2 separate regions of the Homo sapiens genome follow, and region 1 is linked to region 2. Evidence: chromatin contacts called from ENCODE Hi-C or POLR2A ChIA-PET data. All regions are on one chromosome and are shown on one strand. The core of a region is the stretch at or near the end of the contact, and the rest is flanking DNA. Distances in the headings are between cores, read along the strand shown.

What was found. Hi-C counts contacts between places; a loop is a spot of excess contacts on that map. ChIA-PET counts read pairs that join two places held with the same protein, here RNA polymerase II (POLR2A). Pooled maps may share reads with other maps.
Region 1: a pooled map shows a loop between it and region 2 (8-fold over the local background). The contact joins two enhancer-like sites. A Hi-C loop is called at or near these places in 4 of 50 pooled maps. POLR2A ChIA-PET finds 5 or more read pairs at or near these places in 4 of 52 experiments (BJ, H1, OCI-LY7 and 1 more).

What each region holds. Positions count from the first base shown.
Region 1 is chr7:129,529,591-129,532,290 of GRCh38, reverse strand. No RefSeq gene overlaps it. Among named protein-coding and RNA genes, the nearest start is that of SMKR1, 28 kb to the right of the region's middle. Within about 2 kb of position 1,355, at least 3 of the 41 ENCODE cell types and tissues checked have a DNase peak (open chromatin) inside an H3K27ac peak, as active enhancers do.
Region 2 is chr7:130,008,053-130,010,813 of GRCh38, reverse strand. UBE2H-DT (UBE2H divergent transcript) reads right to left here. Exons shown (of 4, transcript XR_007060520.1): 3 at 1,713-1,938. Among named protein-coding and RNA genes, the nearest start is that of ZC3HC1, 42 kb to the left of the region's middle. RefSeq lists enhancers at 378-1,577, 1,374-1,873, 1,961-2,030, 2,131-2,210. Within about 2 kb of position 1,258, at least 22 of the 41 ENCODE cell types and tissues checked have a DNase peak (open chromatin) inside an H3K27ac peak, as active enhancers do.

The DNA.
Region 1 (2,700 bases), core at 106-2,605, 480 kb after region 2:
AGAAGCGGTCAAGTGGTGCTGACGATTCAACTCCAAGGTCAAGGCGTGGGCCCTATTGGGTGGACACTGCTGTTTATAGCTCCCCTTGTGAAGCGTTTTTGGCAAATACGATGACAGTCCGCATGACAGTGACTGGGGACACATGAGTGAGCCCCTGAGCTCGCAGCCGCAGTTTGCATGGCCTCCCCGAGTCTGCACTCTGAGGCTCTGCCTCCAGCCTGACGTCTCATCACAGCTTCTCTACCTCCTAGTCTATATCCTACCTTCTATATCCTAGTCAGGGAGAGAACACACAAAATTGAAATAACTGCAGACGGCTGTTCACCGCATGACAGATCCAAGGTGCGAATAAGGAAATGTAGATTCCAGCTGGGTGTGTCAGGAGCGGTGAAGGGCGAGCAGGCAGGTGTGGACTGTTTTCTGTGGGAGGTGGGTTCGAGGCCTCAGAGGGTAAAGGAGTGGGGTGGGCCAGGTGACTAGTAGCCCAGGTGTGGCCTTGAGACTGGGGGGCAAGGTGTGCAGGGGCAGAGGGAGGATTGGCTTCTCTGCGCCGCGAGGGGAGAGAAGGCTTCGAGCAAAGGACTGGGGTGGTGGCCGGTCCTTCTGAGAAAGCCTCTCCCTTCTATCTGCCACCCACCCCACCCTGCCCCCACGCAGAGAGAAAGCCTCGGGGCATGGGGGCCTCTGCCCTGCATCTGCTGTCCCTCCGCCGCCACCTCTCTCAGAGACCTGGAACAAAAAGGGAGAAGCCTTGATTTTATTTTGTATTTTGTATTGTTGTAAAATATACATAAAATTTACCATTTTAACCATGCTTAAGTGTATAAATTAGCAGCATTAAGACCCTTCACAATGTTGTGTAACAATCACTGACATGCATTTAGAACCTTTTCATCATCCCAAACAAATGCTCTAAACAATAACTTCCCAGCCAGGTGTGGTGACACACCCTGCAGTCCCAGTCCCAGCTACTTGGGAGGCTGAGGCCTGAGGATTACTTGAGCCTTGGGAGGTGGAGGTTTCAGTGAGGCACGATTGTGCCACTGCATTCCAGCCTGGGTGACAGAGCGAGACTCTGTCTCAAAAAAAAACAAAAACAAAAACAAACAATAATGAGTTTCCATTCCAGCCCCTCCTCAGCAACACCCCCCTCCCACACACCACCACCACCACCACCACCACCACCACCACCACCACCACCAGCACTATTCTACATTGTGTCAATGAACTCACCTATTCTAAATTACTCATCTAGGTGAGTCATAGAATATTTGTCCTTTTGGGTCTGGCTTATTTCACTCAGCAGAATGTTTTCAAGGTTCATCACTGTTGTAGCATGTGTCAGGATTTCCTTCCTCTTTAGGGCTGAATATTGAGTGAACGCATCACATCTGTTTATCCATTTGTCTGCTCATGGACGCTTGGTTTGATTCCACCTTTTGGTCATTGTGAATAATGTTGCAATGGAAATTGCGGACAAGTATCTGTTTGGCTCCCTGCTTTCATTTCTCTTAAGTATACCCCTAGAAGGGGAATTGCTGGGTCATGTTCTATGTTTAACTTTTTGAGGAATATCCCAAACTGTTTTCCACAGTGGCTGCACTGAACCTTGATCTATTTTTTAAATTTTTTATGTTTTTTTTTTTTTTTTTGAGACAGAATCTCACTCTGTTACCCAGGCTGAAGGGCAGTGGCATGATCTCGGCTCACTGCAACCTCCACCTCTTGGATTCAAGTTATTCTCCTGCCTCAGCCTGCCAAGTAGCTGAGATTACAGGTGCCCACCACCACACCCAGCTAATTTTTTGTGATTTTAGTAGAGACGGGGTTTTGCCATGTTGGTCTGACCTCGAACTCCTGACCTCAGTTGATCCGCCTGCCTCAGGCTCCCAAAGTGCTGGGATTACAGGCCTGAGCCACCACGTTGGCTTTTTTTTTTTTTTTTTTTTTTTGAGATACAAGGTCTCACTCTGTCACCTAGGCTGGGGTGCAGTGGTGCAATCTCAGCTCACTGGAGCCTCGAACTCCTGGGCTCAAGCAATTCTCCCGCCTCAGCCTCTCAAGTAGCTGGGACTAGGGGCATGACCCACCACATCTGGCTAATTTTTTAATTTGTTTGTAGAGACAGGGTCTCTCTCTGTTGGCCAGGCTGGTCTTGCACTCCTGGCCTCAAGTGATCCTCCTGCCTCATCCTCGCGAAATGCTGGAATTACAGGCATGAGCCACCATGCCTGGCCACTTTGATCTATTTTAAAGGAAAAATGAATCTATTCTAAAAGCCTCATGCTTGGCAGGGAGGGATGGTCTACCAGCCAGATTTCAGGAGCCCAGAACCTCACTGCACTATGAAATCACATAACCAACTGTGGAGGTCCCATCTTAGCTAGAGGCACAATGACAAACTGGCTGCATCCAAAAGAGGGCGACCTAAGAGGGGGTCATGTCAAGTAAAAAGCGTCTGAAGGGATTGGGTGTCTGAGGCATCCCTCTTCACAAAGAACTGCCCCCAGGGTTATGAAAGGCCACTTTGCAGCAGGGTGGATAGACCTGCCTGCAGCCATAGAGGCAGGACCCGGGGTCTGGGTTGGGCCTGTGTGCGAGCTTCCAGGGACCAACTTTGGCTGCACACTGCTCTGAGGGCTGGAGGGTAATCTCCAAGGCTCCATGACTCTGCCAGGGCAGGAGAAGAAGACATCACAG
Region 2 (2,761 bases), core at 9-2,508:
GAAAAAAAAACCTCTAAATTTAAGGTCAGAGTTGGGGCCTTGCATCCAGGAATAGTGGCTCGAGTAGCAATGATAAGAACCCGATTGAATGGGAAGTCAACCGAAAGGGAAATCCAGGGGACTGTGAGCCATTGGCAGCCACCCTGGGACACATGCAGCCCTCCCCAGGTGTCATCCTTTGGCTGATCTCAGCACCCGCACTCAGGGCTGGGCCACCCCAGGGCCGACCTGCAAAGTTAGGCAAGCCACTAATGAAGCATGATGACACACTCACAGGGGCATGAGTGGTGTCTCATCACAGCCAGGGCACAGCCCAGACCCACCAGATGACCCTTTTCTTGTGAGGATTCCCAAGTCTATGACTAATGCTAATTAACCCTGACTCACAGTAGCACTGAGCACACAGAGGTCATTATCTCCACTGGAAGGAGTGGGGAAACTGAGGTGTGGAGTGGGGAAGCAGCTTTGCTCCATCAGTGTCACCAGGTCAGGAGTTGATCCTCCCTGCCCTTCTCAAAAGCCCGTGAGGCTGTTCTTGGTAATCAGCAGTAGACACTTCCGGTGGGGCTAAGGGATAGGGCCTTTCCCCACTGCTGTTTCCACGTGAGTCAGAGCCACAGAACTGGAAGCAGAGTTGTAGACTACTTGGTCTAATCCCTGAGGAGTCTGAAGGCCAGAGTGGGGAGTGAAGGCCAAGATCACACAGCAGGTTGTGGCTGAGCCACGCCTAGAATCCTGAGGCTTCTTGCTGAGTCCCCTTCTTGCACTACAGTCATCATGACAGAGCAGAAGAGAGGCAGTACCCTGTGAGAGTTAGGAGCACCAGCTCACTAGCCAGAAGTGGTGGCACGTGCCTATAGTCCCATTATACTAGGGAGGCTGAAGTGGGAGGATCGCTTGAGCCCAGGAGTTCGAGACTGCAGTGAGCTATAATTGCACCACTGAACTCCAGTCTGGGTGGCAGAGCAAGACACCTTGTTTATAAAAAAGAAAAATAAAGGGGGACAAAAAAAAAAACACCAGCTCTAGGTCAGGTAGCTTGGCAGGTGGATCTAGCAGGCTCTAGGTTCCATAGCCTGGGTACAGATCCTGGATTCACTGGTCACCAGCTGTGTGTTTCTGAACCTATGACTCAGCCTCAGCTTCCTCATCTGTAAATTAGGGATAATACTAGTAGCTGTGTCACAGGAATGTTTTGAGAATTCATTGGCATATGTGAAGTGCTTAGAGCAGTGCCTGGCACATGAGAAGTGCTCAGGAAATAGTAGCTGTTTGTTTAAGCTGGCTGTTTAAGCCCAGTTGCCTCTCTGGCCAAGTGTCTCCAGCTTGCCTGGTCTTTTGGGACTCCTGAAGGAAGGGAGCACCAAAACTATAGGTGTTAGGATCATGAGAAAGACACATACCAGTATCTCCTCACCAGACTGTCTGTGGTCTCAGTAGGCCTCTTTCAGCCCAGCGGCCTCCATGCCACCATCAGACAGCACAGGTGCTGGTGGATCAGCGCCAAGCCCAGCTTTAGAAGCATTGGGAAGCACCTTGGCAACAAGACATAAACCAAGATAACCACATTCCTACCAGTCTCCATGGACCCTGGCTCCGGGCCTGGCAAGGCCACCCTCAGGAAATGGCGGTACAATGACGACAGGAAAGCTTATGACAGGCATCACCCTGCTGGGCTGAGAACACTGGCTTGTTTGTCCAGCACAGCTTACCTGAGTCACCCATTGTGGAGTCTGCAGCCACCTGGGCCTGGAGCTAGGCCAGCAGGCTGCTTGGAGTCTGGAACACCTTCTGCGGGCTGAATCTGGCTAGGTCCGGCACTTGCTGCCTGTCCCCTCCTCAGAAAGCAGGTCAAGGCAGTTTGGCTCCGTAGATCTGGCTCCAAACAGTGAAGAGCCTGGTGGGGCCTGACAACAGTTCAGAGACGCAGAGCCTCCTCTGTGGGAAACAGAATGTGAACCGAGGCCTTAGAGTGTTTGGAAAATCAGCTCCACGAATCAGAGATGGACCGGGCAGCAGCTTCTCCCTCTCCTCCATCCCATGCTACACCCGTAGCCACTCTCTGTGCCCCACTGGTCCTCAGGGGGCCCTGGGCTCTCTTGCCAAGTCTCAGCACTGCCCAGGCCCATGCAGCCGGTCAACAGTGACTGGGCTCAACTCCCACTAACTCAACCTGGGGGTTTTCCAAAGTGAAATGAGGAACAAAATAGGTGCTATGTTTCACAGTACCAAGTTTTAAAATACTAATAAAATTAGAAAATACTTTTTCAGGCCGGGAGCAGTGGCTCACGTCTGTAATCCTAGCACTCTGGGAGGCCAGGGTGGGTGGGCCACATGAGGTCAAGAGTTTGAGACCAGCCTGGCCAACATAGTGAAACCCTGTTTCTACTAAAAATACAAAAATTAGCTGGGCATGGTGGCGTGTGCCTGTAATCCCAGCTACTTGGGAGGCTGAGGCAGAAGAATCGCTTGAACCTGGGAGGCAGAGGTTGTAGTGAGCCGAGATTGTGCCACTGCACTCCAACCCGGGCGACAAGGCGAGACTCTGTCTCAAAAAAAAAAAAAAAAAAAAAGAAAATACTTTTTTAAAAGGTGTAAAAAATGAGAATGAAAGTCCCCTGCCCCTTCTGGCCCTTGAGGGGCTTTCTACTGGAGGGACCATTTGTGGCATAGTTGGCAAGGGCACCCAAGAAGGCCAGAAGGGGACGCCCATGGGTGGGGACAGGAGGCACAGGAAGCAGTGTTTTAAGGTAGTGATCCC